Regions from separate parts of the Homo sapiens genome. Here region 2 is linked to region 1. Evidence: read pairs that join two places in POLR2A ChIA-PET (ENCODE). Cell type or tissue: MCF 10A. All regions are shown on one strand. Links, peaks and the distances in the headings refer to the core of each region. The heading gives the core; the rest is flanking DNA. Region 1 holds the start of GALE (UDP-galactose-4-epimerase). Region 2 holds the start of MIR378F (microRNA 378f).

The links. Peaks named below come from ENCODE experiments on the same cell type or tissue, not always from the same donor. Only the 100,000 strongest peaks of a DNase experiment are listed, where the experiment ranks them.
Region 2: POLR2A ChIA-PET joins it to region 1 with 10 read pairs; 7 of 35 experiments call an interaction of 5 or more read pairs at or near these places.

Annotation. Positions count from the first base shown.
Region 1 is chr1:23,796,794-23,805,068 of GRCh38, forward strand. It overlaps GALE (UDP-galactose-4-epimerase), which reads right to left and starts at 3,961. Exons shown (of 12, transcript NM_001008216.2): 1 at 3,919-3,961; 2 at 2,573-2,643; 3 at 2,094-2,219; 4 at 1,822-1,937; 5 at 1,324-1,437; 6 at 902-1,078; 7 at 241-354; 8 at 83-149. The coding sequence starts at 2,214. It overlaps HMGCL (3-hydroxy-3-methylglutaryl-CoA lyase), which reads right to left. Exons shown (of 9, transcript NM_000191.3): 8 at 7,607-7,732; 9 at 5,092-5,771. The coding sequence ends at 5,670. RefSeq lists silencers at 3,372-3,471, 3,522-4,001, 4,162-4,371. In MCF 10A, for the core only: no CTCF peak of the experiment used is centred there; DNase peaks (open chromatin) are centred at 2,828 and 4,048.
Region 2 is chr1:23,926,409-23,934,733 of GRCh38, forward strand. It overlaps MIR378F (microRNA 378f), which reads left to right and starts at 2,662; the gene lies at 2,662-2,739. In MCF 10A, for the core only: no CTCF peak of the experiment used is centred there; no DNase peak of the experiment used is centred there.

The DNA.
Region 1 (8,275 bases), core at 1-8,000:
GGAGTGTGTTGGATGGGGAGTCTGTTCCCCCTGACTCTCCTTCCTGGCTCCCACTCCTAGGTCCCCCTGGTCCTAGGCTCACCTGTGCCATCCTCTGTGTCATAGTCATTGCCAAAGACATTCAGGGCCTCCCGTCGCCCGATCGCCACCTGGAGGTGGAGATCAGGTCAGTTCGTCCCAGATCCCAGGCACCAGCTTTAACCCCAGGGCCACTCCTCTGTCCCTTCCCTTTTGCCTTACCTGGGAGACATAAGGCATGAGGTTGTTGGGTATGCCCTGGGGATCCTCACCAATGCAGCCAGAGGCATGGGCACCTGTGGGGTTGAAATAGCGCAGCAGCACTGCGTTCCAAGTCTGTGGGATGTGGGTCAGGTGGTGAGGCCAGAGGCACAGGCAGCGTGTCCCAGCTGAACCCAGAGCCCTCCTCATGCCTATTCTGTTTTTTTGAGATGGAGTCTCACTATGGCCCAGGCTGGAGTGTAGTGGCCTGATTTGGCTCACTTCAACCTCTGCCTTCCAGGTTCAAGCAATTCTTGTGCCTCAGCCTCCCGAATAGCTGGGACCACAGGCACACACCACCATGGCCGGCTAATGTTTGTATTTTTAGTAGAGATGGGGGTTTTACCATGTTGTCCAGGCTGGTCTTGAACTCCTGACCTCAGGTGATCTGCCCACCTGGGCCTCCCAAAGTGCTGAGATTACAGGTATGAGCCACTGCGCCCGGCCAGTTGTCTATTTATTATCTTTAGAAACAAGCAGGGGATGGGGCCCTCCACTGCAACTGCCTGAGCCTTAGCTTCCTCCTTAGTGGGGGTGTTCGGAATCCCACCCCTGGGCTCAGGGTGGGCCCTGAGGAGTCCATCGATCAGTGGAGCCAGGGCACTGTCAAGGGGGCCCTCACCTTGTCTGCCTGGCACAGGTCCCGGATCATTTCCTCGATGAAGAACTTGGACTTGCCGTAAGGGTTGGTACAACCACCCGTGGGGTGGGCCTCATCAAGGGGCAGGTACTGGGGGTTCCCGTACACAGTGGCTGAGCTGCTGAACACCAGGTTCTTCACCCCGTGGGCCTTCATGATCTGGCCGTGGAGAGATGGCATCAGTGACCTCTGCCTCACACATTACTCCCACCCTGTTACTCCTCCACAGGAGAATGGGGCTGAGGTGATGAGCACTCTCATTTACAGATGGGGAAACTGAGACTGGGAGGTAAAGACATGAGTCCAGGATGATACAGCTTGGGCTCTGTGTTTGGCACTGCCTGCCAGGCTGGGGTCCAGCTGGACACCCTCCTAGTGTCTGTGCCCTGTCCCATGCCTCTCACCTCCAGAAGCTGGATGGTCCCGGTCAGGTTAACTCTGTAATAATCCAGAGGCTTCTGCACCGACTCGCCCACGGCCTTGAGCCCCGCAAAGTGGATGACCGCCATAAAGCTGTACTGCAGGGGTGACATGGCCAGAGGTTGCTCTACTGGTTTTAGTCCTTGGCAATGCCCTCAGCCTGCCTGCCTGCACTCACCTTTTTTTTTTTTTTTGACAGTCTCGCTCTGTTGTCCAGGCTGGAGTACAGTGGTGCCATCTCAGCTCACCGCAACCTCCACCTCCCAGGCTCAAGCCATCCTCCCATGCCAGCCTCCCGAGTAGCTGGGACCACAGGTATGGGCTACCATGCCCAGCTAATTTTTGTATTTTTCTGTAGAGATGGGGTTTCACTGTGTTGAGCAGGCTGGTCTTGAACACCTGGGCTCAAGTGATCTCCTCACCTCGGCCTTCCAAAGTGCTGGAATTACAGGCGTGAGCCACCGTGCCCAGCCTGCACCCACCTTTTTGAAGAGACGCTGTAGGGCTCCCTGGTCCAAAATGTCCATCTCCTCAAACTCCACAGAGCGGCCTGTCAGCTCCTGGACCCGCCGCAGGCTCTCAGGCAGGGAGCCCCCTCCTGGTAGGGTACATGTAGGCCACATCATCACGACATGGGGTGCTGTGTTCCCAGGGACTAGCCAGACACACATTCCCCGCCCGGTGGTGGAGGTGGAACCCAGGGTTTTGCTTCTGCCATCCCCTCAAGTAGCCCCAGCCCCACTGCCCCGCTCACCACGGAAGGCATTATGGAAGTTATCGATGACCACAGGCAAGTAGCCAGCCTCCAGCAGCTCCAGCACCGTGTGGCTGCCAATGTAGCCAGCCCCACCTGTTACCAGCACCTTCTCTGCCATGGCACCTGGCCCAGGATACAGAGTCTCAGAGGTGGCTGAGGCTGCCTGCTCAGAGCTTCCTTCCCACTGGAATCCTGCCCCCTAAGCTCGCTTTGGAAGGAGGCGGCAGTGTGCCCTAGGTACCAGACTGGCTCAGAAGTCAGCCCTGGGGCAAGTCTGGGTACCATCACTTTCTGGCCTTAGGCTTTGGAAATTAATTAGCCTCTTGGCCTCAGTTTCTATCTCTGTAAAACAGAGCTAATAATTGTATAAACTTCATGAGGCAGCGTGAGGGTTCAGTGAGGTGATCTTAAGGGCCCGCCACAGCAGAGCTGGGGAGACCTGACACACAGGCACCTTATTTTCTAGTTCCACTTGCCTTGGAGTTGGAAAAGATGGAATCTGAGGATCCACACTTCTTTGTCCAAGGTGACTGAGGACTGGAGAGTCCTGGGCAGAAGGAAAATGGCAGCACGATTGGGACTCCAGGGTCGCAGGAAGGGGTTCTGTCTGCTCAGACCCAGGCTTGTCCAATGCCTCCGCCTTCGCTAGGTGTAAACTGGCTCCTGGGCGCAGTGACTAATACCTCCTGCTCTAGGCGGCCCCCACCCCCTTTCCCTCAAGGGTCAGCTGGGAGGAAGCAGGAAATAGATCACATGGCCTCAAGGGTGAGGTCCTTTGCCAGGCAGGCTGAGGCCAGCTCAGGGGCAACCACACCGTGGTTGGTCCTGGAGGGGGCCCCACCCCAACCCCCGCTCAGCCTCTGCCCATGCCAGGGCCAGCCCGGTCACTCCTGGCTCAGAGTTAGGAATCCCGCCCAACTTAGGCTACTCTGGGTGGGCCGTGTAGACGTGGACTTGGCCAGGTGCGCACCTCCACCCTGAACAAACTCTGCGGGTAGTACGGGGAGGAAGCCCCAGACACTGAGGCCTTTCATTCCCAGCGACCGGGCCCGCTGCCGCCTTCCTCCACGCTGCCTCTATCCCCTTCTGGGCTCACGCAGCTCCAACCCACTTGACCAAGAGCCCTCTGCGTGCCAGGCTCCGTACCAGGCACTTTTGCATGATTTTCCTGAATTCCCCCAGCATCTCGGTGAGACAGGTGTTATCACTGGCACTTTACAGATACAGATACTAGGGCCAGAGAGGTGAAACAGTTGCCCTTCGGTCCCACAGCTGGCGACAGCGGGCTGGAATCTGGATCGCCAGGCTCGCAGCCCGGCCCTCTCCCCAGGCGGCTCGCCCTTCCCCCACCGCTGCCCGCTGGACTCTGCCCGCCGCGCCGAAGCCGCCCCCGCCCCCGCCCCGCGCCTGGCGCGGACCCCGAAAGTGGTCGCAGAGAGGCCCTGGGAAGCACGAAAGCTGGTCTGAGGCCGGCTGCGCCCCCGACAGCGGAGTGACCTTGCTCAGCCGTCGCCCACTCGGTTTTCCCAGTCTGTCTGTTGGAGGGAAGGGGAGCTAGGCCGTGGGCATACGAGGGCGGCTGGGTCTCAGGCTGGGCTTTGGGCTGTAGCGCGGAGCGGGGCCGAGCTAGGAGTCCTCAGGCCGGCAATGAATGAACCCCGGCCGCCCCAGCCCGGGCAGCGGGGAACTGGGACAAAGGGGGCGGGCCTGCCCTGGAGGGACGCTGCCAGGAACACGACCCGCCCCTCGGAAACTCCCTCGCTCCCCGCGGACTCCCCGGCCCCTCGCGAGCCCACCCGGCCCTTCATTCCGTCTCCCGAACCTGCTCGGGTTCCCGCGCCCCACGCTTGCTGCAGAGGCACCGCCTCCTACGCCCGAGCCGCGGGCCCTTTAAGTGCTGACGGCCCACTCCGGCCCCGACCCCGCCCCTCCACGCCCCCAAGGAAACATGTCACTCGGGTTACGGCCACTACGGGGAGGGCGGGAGGACAAAAGGCCTCCGCGCTGTGACGAAGACTGCGCAGCGCGCGCCCGCGGAAGGCGGAAGTGGGCGGTGCCACCCCGCGAGAGGCGCCGCCGGCGCCAGGTCCCAGTAGCGGGTGGGTCCTTGCCGGTGCCCCGGGTCCCCGCGCTAGCTCGTCCCAACCCCTGGAAGAGGGCTGCGCTTCCGAGGGGGCAGGGGGCAGAGGGTAGGGGGCCCACGCCTCCGCCCCACTCTGACCCGCAGGTTTTCAGACTTGCCGGTGTGTGCCAAACCATGAATTCAAAATCTTGAACTACCCGATCCCACGGGACTAAGGCAGGAGGGGGTCGCAGGGGGCCTGGTGCTGGAAGTCCAGTTTGCAAATAAACCAAGGAGCTGGAGGAAGCTGTCAGGCCACACTAGCGGTTCCAGCGCTCTTGGCTCTCAGCCCCCACCTGCCGGGAAGGGTCGGTCTGCACTCTGCCTTCCACGACGGCAGGTTAGAAAATGATTGTTTGTTTACAATGAAAAGTAGTAGAGCTAGAGAATAATATGCACAAAATGTGACATCCTGCGTGATGAAACCAGAGCAAAGGAGCCCTAAATGCAGGAGCGCACAGGTGTCCGCGCAGCCGGGAATCAGCCAGCGCCTGCCCGCAGAGTCCAGGGAACCGACAGGTGAGCGCTCCCGGGCCCGGGAGCGCCAGGGAGAGGCCGGGCCACCGAGGCCCAAAGCAGCAAGTGTGTCCTCAGGGGAGCTTGTGCAATAGCCCCAGTCACAGAGGCAAAGCTCAGAAACAACCCCGTCGGGTGTTCTGGCCAGCAACTGCCGCAAGCAGCCTCCTGAGTAAGCCCAAAACCACTGATTTCCAGTCACTATGGATTTGGGGCTCAGGTGGGGAAACAGGGAGGAAATCCAAAGATTAATAAACTAGTTCATAGTCTCCATTTTCCTCTCAGAGTGCAACATGGTAAAGTATTTTACTCCCCCACGCGCATGTATACACACAGCTGCACAACCGAATGCTGGAATTATGATGTGCCATTCAACCTTTAATTACATAAGCTGTTTTCAAAAATCACATTCAGCGTGGAGATTTTCCAGAGATGCTGGAGTTGGCAGACGGCCACCACGTAGCTCTCCACTTTCCACAAATGGCCTCTGCCAGCTTGGGAAGAACCTCCATGACCTGTGTCCTGAGAAGTCAGAGAGCAAGGGCCCCACGGCCATGGCAGGGTGGAGCCGTGTAGAGGGTGGCCAGGTGGCCAGCTCGCGGATTCCATCCAGAGAGGAGACTCAAGGATCATGCTAAGTAGGGAACGGGGTTCCCACACGTCCTCAGGCATTCAACTCCTGGGCCAGGGTCCGTAACAAAGGGAGACTTCAGCCCTCAAAGCCTCTCACTCCTCAGGTCTGGGCAGGAGGTCCTTCTGCCAAGCAGCTCCTCCTGCCCTTCGCCTGCTTTCTGCCAGGAGAGACCTCTGTGTAGAGCTGGCTATGAGGTACCTGCACCATTTAACCTATTCTCATTTCCATGTCCCCATCCATGAATCATCTGTGTGTGCCCCTATTTCCACATCATCCCCAGGGCTTCAGGTGGGCAAGGGGCTCAGAGTTTACAGGTAGCCTGAGCCACTTTGGAGCTAGTTTTTCTGTTCAGGGCTTGACAGATAAAGTTTCCAGCTTCCAGAAGCTTCTGGAGATTCACACCCTTTGAGAAACAAGTTAGAGGATGCGGTAAGTCATGGTATGCCCTCAACACCAGGGAAAACATCAGCATGGACAGACAACTGTGATACTGAAAAGTAAAGGTGAAGATAAACAGGCTTTTTCCTTGACAGCGGGGCACCAGCTGCCTGTGAGCTCCTGTCTGTCTGGCACCTGGGTTATTCCTCTGACTCCCCCTCATGTAAGATGCCCAATCTCTGTCATGGTTTGTAGTGCCACTACCAGGGCACAGATCTTATCAGTCTTGTTCAGTACTCCCTCTTCAGGGCCCAGCACAGGGCCTGGCCCACAGAGGTAAAAAACTGATATTCAAGTGACAATTGTGAGGCAGAGAGGGAGGGATAAAAACACCAACTGAAAGGGCCAGACAGAAACCCTCTGTTCATACAGTAGCTCATATTTGCTGAAGTGCACTCTGTGCTCAGCTCTGTGATAAGCATTCTACATAACTTTTCTTTCTTTTTTTTTTTGGAGACAGAGTTTGCTCTTGTCGCCCAGGCTGGAGTGCAATGGCACGCTCTCAGCTCACTGCAACCTCTGCCTCCCGGGTTCAAGTGATTCTCCTGCCTCAGCCTCCCGAGTAGCTGGGGTTACAGGTGTGTGCCACCACACCCAGCTAATTTTTCTTTTCTTTTTTTTGAGAGGGAGTCTCACTGTGTCGCCAGGCTGGAGTACAGTGGCGTGATCTTGGCTCACTGCAACCTCTGACTCCTGGGTTCAAGCAATTCTCCTGCCTCAGTCTCCCGAGTAGCTGGGATTACAGGTGCGTGCCACCACACCCAGCTAATTTTTGTATTTTTAGTAGAGATGGGGTTTCACCATGTCGGCCAAGCTGGTCTCGAACTCCTGACCTCAGGTGATCTGCCCACCCTGGCCTCCCAAAGTGCTGGGATTACGGGCGTGAGCCACCGTGCCCAGCAATTTTTCTATTGTTAGTGGAGACAGTGTTTCACCATATTGGCCAGGCTGGTCTCAAACTCTTGACCTCAGGTGATCCACCCGCCTTGGCTTCCCAAAGTGCTGGGATTACAGGCGTGCGCCTGGCCCTCTACGTACGTTTTCTTACTTAATCCTCACAATGGCTCCATGAGATGGATGGCATTATTATTCCCATTTCTTAGGTTCAGAGAGATGAAATAATTTGTCTGAGGTCTCATAGCCTGGGAGTGGCAGGAGTAGGCTTTAAACCCAGTTCCATCTGATCTTTAAGCACAGATGCTATTCTGCTTCCGTCCCGCCACTGAGGGCCCTGGTGGACTCTGGCGGATCCCTGGTGAGCTGTCTAACGCTACTGTCCTCATTTTACAGAGAACAAAACAAAGCCAAGAGAGAACTGACTCATTTCAGGTCATGAACCTGACCCTTCCCAGGGCCCCTTCCATGTTCCTGGTGTCTCCTAGGACTGAACTGTCAAAGTCACCCTGACACTCCAGCCTTCTTATGCCCATGCGTGTGGCCTCACTCAACCCTACTCTCACAAACATTAAAATATTAGATCAAATATCCATAATCCCCAACACCCTTCCCCTCTTTTGTTTTGTTTTGAAGAGATAGGGTCTTGCTGTTTCACCCAGGCTGGAGTACACTGGCAGGATCATAGCTCACTGCAGCCTCAAACTCCTGGGCTCAAGTGACCCTCCTGCCTCAGCCTCCCAAAGTGCTGAGATTACAGGCATGAGCCACTGCGCCTGGCTAACCCTTTCCCTCTTTACTCCTCAGCACCTTAACAACCCCAAATACCCCCATCCACTTTTGTTCTCAGCTTCAGGCCCCCTGGTCAGTTCGGGGCTGTCGCCACCAGGGGGTGGGTGGGCTTACCGTGTGAATGCCCAAGCCCTCTAGCATGTAGACCAGGTCTTCTGTGGCCAAGTTTCCTGATGCCCCCTGTGCGTAGGGACAGCCTCCAAGTCCTGCCACAGAAGAGTCCACGACACTCACTCCCATCTAGAAACATAAGGATGGTGAAACACAGTTGTTGCTGGGGACAAGAGGCCACAGAGATGAGCCTTGCAAACCTCCCAATCGTCTGTTGCCTGAAATTCTAGAGTCATTCTTTGCTTTGGCTTATGATTCTGTTGACATGACAATCCCACAGAAAGAGACAGTGCTTCTCCTTTTAGTTTCTGTTAAACTGTTTCCTCTGCCAGCAGTATCTTTCCTTTCATGGTGAACTCTCATTCTTTAGGTTCCAGTCTGAAAGCCACCTGCTCAGGGAGACCTTTTCTGATCACCAGCCTAACCCCCTCCCACTGCTGAGATTTCAGACCCCTGTTGTTTACTGTGATTCATTTATTACCCCCCCCCCACTTACCCCCCACCACCTCCAGGCTACTCTCACTCAGTCAGGGCCTTGCCACACGAGGGCCACATCCCATCTTCCCAGGTCAGTCACCTCCCACTATCCCAAATGACTATTTCACTTTCTCCTCTCTTCTTAAACCTCTATCACCCCCTTCCCCATCCTCATTCTCATCTGCTGCTTTATGG
Region 2 (8,325 bases), core at 109-8,108, 130 kb after region 1:
GGAGTGCAGTGGCGCAATCTCGGCTCACTGCAAGCTCCGCCTCCCGGGTTCACACTATTCTCCTGCCTCAGCCTCTGGAGTAACTGGGACTACAGGTGCATGCCATCACGCCCGGCTAACTTTTTGTATTTTTAATAGAGACAGGGTTTCACAGTGTTAGCCAGGATGGTCTCGATCTCCTGACCTTGTGATCCGCTGGCCTTGGCCTCCCAAAGTGCTGGGATTATAGGCATGAGTCACCGTGCCCAGCCAACACCTGTTGTATATTTCATTTGTTCATTTTTCTGTTCCTCCTTCCTAAAATATAAACTTCATAACAGCAGGGATCTATATCTATTTTGGTCACTTCTACGTCCCCTGTGTCTAGAACAGTGTTTGGTACATCCCCAAAATTAGGTGTTCAACATCCATTAGGTGCTCAACTAATATTTGTTGAATGAATAAATGAATAGACGAATGAAGTAGGTGAGTCTCAGAAAAGTTAAACAAAGCAACTTATCCAATATTATCCAGCCATCAAGTGGCACAGATGGAATTCAAACCTAGAATTGGGACAGGCTTGGAGTCAATCCATTTAACCACTAAACCATAATTGTCTCATTCATGCAACAAATATTCACTGAGATCCTAATCCCTGAAGGACACTGTTCTAGGCACTGGGGATATAGCGGGGATGAAAACAGACAAAATCCTTGCCCTTGTGGTGCTTGCTTCTTAGTATTGTCCCATATGAAAAGAGATGTAGTTTTGTAAGATTGGGATGCAAGGCCCATGTGCCAACATACCTGGTTATGTATCAGTGGCAGACATAACTAATGGATCAAGACCCTTAATCCTGCCCAGCCCAGATTCTGCTCATGATCTTTCTCAACTCAGCACTCCATGCTGACACTCAGCTGACTGGAGTTGGCACCAAAATAACCCCTGTTGGTCATGTGTGAATAGGTGTTGTCTCCTCAATAAGGGCATGAATCCCAACCCTGCACTGTGTGGCCAGAACCCCTGGGACCACAAGTGGAAGTTCCATAGCTGGCACAGGACTTGGGGTTCCTTCCCACTGGCCCCAGACAGTGTTTCCCTCGTTCCTTTCCCCAGCCCCTCTGACCAGTCCTGGGGGCATGAAGAGCACAGAGCTTAGCCAAGGTACAAACTCAAAAGCCTTGAAGGCAGCCAGGTTATGCTGATCCTGGGAGGGCAGGCTGGTTAAGGAACGGGCATAGGCTCTGGAATGGATAGTTATGGGTTCAAATCATGGGTTCTCGACTCATTCACATGACTTTGGGCAAGTCACTGCACCATTCTGAACCTTAGCTTCCTCATGTGTTAAATACGGGGATTATGCATTTACTTCAAAGGGTTGACCTGAATATTAGATGAAATAATCTATATAAGGGGCCTGCCTTAGTGTTTGGAGAGCAACAGGTACTCAACAAATGTTGGATGAGGGAACAAATGAGTACCTGAGTGACTGCATGAATGAGTGTTCTGGCAGGAAAGGTAGACACAAAAGCATACCTGGTGGGTTGTATTTTCCAAAGATAACCTGAGAAGACGTTTGAGACCATTTCAACCAGTAGAGTATGTCAGAGTGATAATTTTTTTTTTTTTTTTTTGAGAAGGAGTCTCACTCTGTTGCCCAGGCTGGAGCGCAGTGGCGTGATCTGGGCTCACTGCAAGCTCCGCCTCCCGGGTTCACGCCATTCTCCTGCCTCAGCCTCCCGAGTAGCTGGGACTACAGACGCGCGCCACCCACGCCCGGCTAAGTTTTTTGTATTTTCAGTAGAGACGGGGTTTCACCGTGTTAGCCAGGATGGTCTTGATCTCCTGACCTCGTGATCTGCCCGCCTCGGCCTCCCAGAGTGCTGGGATTACAGGCGTGAGCCACTGCGCCTGGCCCGCTCTGAGAGTAAATGAAGGCAGAGCTATGCCCATCCAGCTCCGTTCACCATTCACCACCAGCAACCACATGAGAGACCCCAAGTCAGACCACACAGGCAATCCCTTTCTGAATTCCTGACCCTCTGAAACCTTGAAAGATGATGAAATGATTCTTGTTGCTTTAAGCCACTAAATTTTGGGGCAATTACTCTTCAATAGCAGAATTTGTACAGTGTGTTTGGGAACACAGAAGAGGGATCAATCAAAAGAAATTGAACATTCAGCTGGGCACAGTGGCTCACACCTGTAATCCCAACAGGGAGGCCAGGCAGGTGGATCACGTGAGGTCAGGAGATTGAGACCAGCCTGGCCAACATGGCGAAACCATGTCTCTACTAAAAATACAAAAATTAGCTGGGCGTGGGGTGGCGTGCACCTGTAATCCCAGCTACTCAGGAAGCTGAGGCTGGAGAATCGCTTGAACTCGAAAGACAGAGGTTGCAGTGAGCCGAGATCACGCCACTGCACACCAACCTAGGTGACACAGTGAGACTCCATCTCAAAAAAAAAAAAAAAAAGGTGTTGAACATTCAATGTAAAGAAAGAAATTACACTAATACATTGAGTAGGATACCCAATAAATTGAGTTGCTGTTGAAAATAATCCTTAGACGAAGGCTTTCACATATAGCAGCTCAAAGAAAGTCTCCATTCCATGTTATCTTAGGAAACCTCTCTGGAGCTCCACTCCTCCCACTTCCTGCTCTTCCTCCCCAGCCCCTGGGTCAGGTCCTGGACTCCCATAGTTTTCAGGCTGCTAAACAACAGAACGAGCACTGGACTTGGAGCCAGAAGTCTTGGGCTCAAGCCCTGCCCTTACTGCTTACTAGCTGAATAATTCTGGGCAAATCAGTTGGACCAGTTACACCTCAGCCTTCTCATTTAGGAAATGGAGATGTCACAACTGCTAATTCATTGAATGCTCTGTATGAACTGACCACTAAACCCTTTAAATTGACCACTTCACTTAATCTGCATAACCACCCAACAAGATAAGGAATATTATTACTATTATTATTATTATTATTATTATTATTTGAGACAGGGTCTTGCTTTGTCACCCAGCCTGGAGTACAGTGGCACGATCACTGCTCACTGCAGCCTAGACCTCCTGGGCTCAAGTGATCCTCCCACCTCAGCCTCCAAGTAGCTGGGACTACAGACGTGTGCCACCACACCCAGCTAATTTTTGTATTTTTTGTAGAGATGAGGTTTTGCCATGTTGCCCAGGCTGGTCTTGAACTCCTGGGCTCAAGTGATCCTCCCGACTTGGCCTCCCAAAGTGCTGGGATTACAGGCATGAGCCACTTGTGCTGGGCCAACAGGAAATATTATCTTCATTTTCCCAATGGGGAAACTGTCCCAGAGATGTTAAGTAACTTGCCCAGAGTTATGCATCGTCTGCACGGCAGAGCTGGGATTCAACACTAGGCTGCCTTGCTCCAGAGCTTGTGCTCTTAACACTGTGCTGTCCCCGCGGGGGTGGGTGAAACTCTCAGGACAGCTTGTGAGAGTGTAGAAAAGGGCTTCTGTAAATGAAAGGAGTGCATGTGCAGAGGGGAGGAAACTTTATTTATTTATTTGAGATAGAGTCTCACTCTGTCACCCAGGCTGGAGTGCAATGGCACGATCTCGGCTCACCGCAACCTCCACCTCCCGGGTTCAAGCGATTCTCCTGCCTCAGGCTCCTGAATAGCTGGGGTTACAGGCGTGCGCCACCACACCTGGCTAATTTTGTATTTTTAGTAGAGATGGGGTTTCTCCATGTTGGTCAAGCTGGTTCCGAACTCCCGACCTCAGGTGATCCACCTGCCTCAGCCTCCCAGAGTGCTGGGATTATAGGTGTGAGCCACTGCACCCGGCCGAAAACTTTTTCTTTTTTTTGAGATATGTTCTCACTCTGGTTGTTGCCCAGGCTGGAGTGCAGTGGCGCAACCACAGCTCACTGCAGCCTCGACCTCCCGGGCTCAAGTGATCCTCCCACCTCCCACCTCAGCCTCCCAAGTAGCTGGGACTACAGGCTTGAGCCACCATACCCTGCTTTTTTTTTTTTTTTTTTTTTTTTTTTTGTAGAGACTGTGTTTGGCACATGTTTATGGTTACTTGCAACTCCCTGATAGCATCTGGCCTGTTCTGCCTTATAGCAGACATAGTTGCTCCTATTTCTGGGTCTTCCTGTTAAAGCTCCTTAAGGGCAAGCCCCACGTCTTATTCCTCTCTGCACCCTCACAGCATCCCATCCAGTGCCAAGGACTGAGTTGGGATTCAGAAAAAAAAAATATTTGAATGGAGTGGATTCCTCTATTAAGCCGAAACACTAAGACAATTATACCTGCTCATAAAAACATAATGAGAACAAGAACCTTTAAGAACACATTCTAGGCCAGGCGCAGTGGCTCATACCCGTAATCCCAGCACTTTGGGAGGCTGAGGCAGGTGGATCACCTGAGGTCAGGAGTTCGAGACCAGCCTGGCCAACATGGTGAAACCCCATCTCTACTAAAAATACAAAATATTAGCTGGGGCTGGTGGCGGATGCCTGTAATCCCAGCTACTCAGGAGGCTGAGGCTGGGGAATCACTTGAACCTGGAAGGCGGAGGTTGCAGTGAGCTGAGGTTGCGCCACTGCACTCCAGCCTACGCAACAAGAGCGAAACTCTGTCTCAAAAAATAAAAAAAAGAACACCTCTAAAAATTCTCAGCATTCCTGAAACGTTTCTAATGCCAGCTTTCTATTCTGGGTTTTAAACCCAAACCAACATGTTCTTTCTTCAGAGTTTGCAGATGTGGTCACAAAAGAAGGGGGAAAAGAGGAGAAGAGAATCTTTATAACTCATTCAGACACTCCCTGACACGTTCCTCAGGGTAAGAAGGAGGTTGTCTCTTCACCAGTGTTAGAATCTGGCTGGGGAGGAGGTGCAGATGGAGTTATTTGAAAGCAGAACTTTCTTAGGAGAAGAGGCTCTGTGGAAACTTGTTTTCACCGAGTTCTCTCATGTGTGACGTGAATCAGAAGCTCTAGGAGATGTCTGAGAGAGATTTTTACGTTATGAGGCAGCTGCTTATGAAATTAGGTCCAGAAGCTTCCTTCGAGCCAAGCTTCTTCTTATAGAAGCTGGAGAACATAAATAGTTTCCATTGCAGCAAGAAGAAAAATTCTTCAGTATGTTTATGGGTTTGTCCTTTCTTTTCCACAGTGGGTAGCAAACTTCTATAACAAGTTGGCATTGAACTAAAATAGGATTTCTCAAATTCATTTGACTAATACTAAATTCAGCTGAGAGCGCTTATTCTTCTACTCATGAGCAGTCATCTGAGACTTTTGCAAATCATCAAGCTAAGCTCTAAATGATAACCAGCAACATTTCCCATTCATCTGAGACATGGAAGTAATTATGTGTGCATAGGCAGTGTAAGGGTTAAAAGCACAGCTTTGGAGTTGGACAGACTGGGTTTGAATCCCAGCTGGAGGGCCATGGGTAAATTGTTTAATCTCTTTAAACCTCAATTTCCTCTGTTACAAATCAGGCATAGTAATATTTCTGATTCCCAGGGCTGTTGTGAAGATTATACGAGTATATACACATATGACTTACTATATTAAGTACTCAGTAAATGTTAGCTATTGTAGCCTGGGCGCGGTGGCTCACGCCTGTAATCCCAGCACTTTGGGAGGCCAAGGTGGGCAGATCACCAGGTCAGGAGATTGAGACCATCCTGGCTAACATGGTGAAACCCCGTCTCTACTAAAAACACACACACACACACACACACACACACACACACAAATTAGCTGGGCGTGGTGGCGGGCGCCTGTAATCCCAGCTACTCAGGAGGCTGAGGCAGGAGAATGGTGTGAACCTGGGAGGCGGAGCTTGCAGTGAGCCGAGATTGCGCCACTGCACTCCATGCTGGGTGACAGAGTGAGACTCTATCTCAAAAAAAAAAAAAAAAGTTAGCTATTGTAGTAGGCAGCCCCTAAAATATCTTGCAGTAATTTCTGCCTCCCTGTATTCAAATCCTTTGGGTAATCTCCCCTCCTTGAGTGTGGGGATTAGTGATTAGCGTCTAACAAATAGCATATAGCAAAAGTGATGGCATATTAGGGACCTCGAAAAGCCAAAACAATTGAAAAAGACCAAAGTTGGAAGTCTCACACTTCCTGCTTTCAAAACTTACTACAAACTGCAGTATCAAAAACAGCGGGAACTAGCATAAAGACAGACATACAGATCAATGGAACAGAGCTGCCAAGACCATTGAATGGAAAAGGATGATAACTTTTCAACAAATGGGGCTGGGAAAACTGCATGTTCACGTGCCAAAGAACGAAGTGAGGCCCTCACCTACATCATATACAAAGATTAACTTAAAAATGGGATCCCTTGAGCCCAGGAGTTCGAGGTTACAGTGAGCTATGATTGTATCGCTGCACTCCAACCTAGGCGGCAGAGTGAGACTCTGTCTCTAAAAAAATAAAAATAAAAAATTAACTCTTAAAACTGATCAAATATCTAAATGTAAGTGATAAAACCATAACGTGCAAGAAAGTATAGGACAAATGCTTCATGACAGTGGATTTGACAATCATTTCTTGGCTATGACAACCAAAAACACAGGCAACAAAAGAACAAAACAGACAAGACTTCATCAAATTTAAAAACTTTTCTAAATCAAAGGATAGTATCAACAGTTTCTCAAAAGGCAACCTAGGGAATGGGAGGACATAGTTGCAAATCATATAACTGATGAAAGATTGTCTAGGGAGAAACTCTCCTAACACTGGGTTTTTCCTCTACTCTCACACCACAATGATCAACTACACAGAAGAAAACTTCTGTGACTAAGGGAGGAGACCACCCCTCATCTTGTCTTATGCCCAATTTCTGCCTCCAATGAAAGAAGAAGTACAAACTCAAAGGCAGAAATGAAATCCACAGGCAGACAGCCCGGCGCCGAGCCCTGGGCCTGGTTAAAGATGGACCCCTGACCTAAACCAGTTATGTTATCTATAGATTACAGACATTGTATGGAAAAGCACTGTGAAAATCCCTGTCCTGCTCTGTTCCGTTCTGATTACTGGTGCATGCAGCCCCCAGTCATGTACCCCCTGCTTGCTCAATCCATCATGACCCTCTCATGCGGACCCCCTTAGAGTTGTAAGCCCTTAAGAGGGACAGGAATTGCTTACTTGGGGAGCTTGGTTGTTGGAGACGTGAGTCTGGCCGAAGCTCCCGGCCGAATAAAGCCCTTCCTTCTTTAACTCAGTGTCTGAGGGGTTTTGTCTGCGGCTTGTCCTGCTACATAACCAAACGTGTGTGCATCTCTCCCTACCACCAACCAGCAGACACCAGCCAGGTGGCCTCCAATTCAGGTCTGACACTATCTACCCAGAGACAGTGCCAGATCCCACAGGTTGAGGGTTCAGTCCCCAAGACTGCTCCCTCCTTCTCCACTCTCCCAGTCACAAGTCTGGGCCTCCAGAACTTCTGACCGACTGGCTTCAAGCTGGGGTTCCCCCAGCCTCCTCTTTGGATTCGATTAATTTGCTAGAGTGGCTCACAGAACTCAGAGAAACACTTACATTTACTGGTTTACTAAGAAAGCTATGTTAAAGGAAACAGATAACCAGCCAGATGAGGGGATACATAGGGTGAGGTCTGGAAGGGGCCCAAGCGCAGGAGCTTCTGGCCCTGTGGAGTTGGGGTGCGCCACCCTCCCAGCACCTGGACCAGTTTTTCTTCCCCTTCCTGCTGGCTTCCACGTGTTCAGCTATCTGGAAGCTCTCTTGACCTAGTCAATCTTGGGTTTTTATGGAAGCTTCATGATATTAGCATTCTTTCCCACAGGGTATAGAGTGGGACCCTCTCATCGGAGAGTCTTAAGACTCCAAGTCCTGCCTTGGGGCAGATGAAAGGAGGCAGCGGAAGGTCAGAGACCTGCCCCTGAGGCCTAATGCATCCAACATTATAACAAAAGACTCTAGCCTTCATAAACAATTGTTGGTGTTCGCAATGGGAAAGATATAATGGGAATGGACAAGGGAGCTTTTTAAAATACATTTATTTATTTATTTTTTGAGATGGAGTCTTGCTCTGTCACCCAGGCTGGAGTGCATTGGTGCAATCTCGGCTCACTGCAACCTCTGCCTCCTGGGTTCAAGTGATTCTCCTGCCTCAGTCTCCCGAGGACCTGGGATTACCGGCACCCATCACTGCACCCAGGTAATTTTTGTATTTTTAATAGAGACAGAGTTTTGCTATGTTGGCCAGGCTGGTCTCGAACTGCTGACCTCAGGTGATCCGCCTACTTTGGCCTCCCAAAGTGCTGGGATTACAGGCATGAGCCACTGCACCTGACCTGTTCTATCAGTCTTAAGATCTGTTTT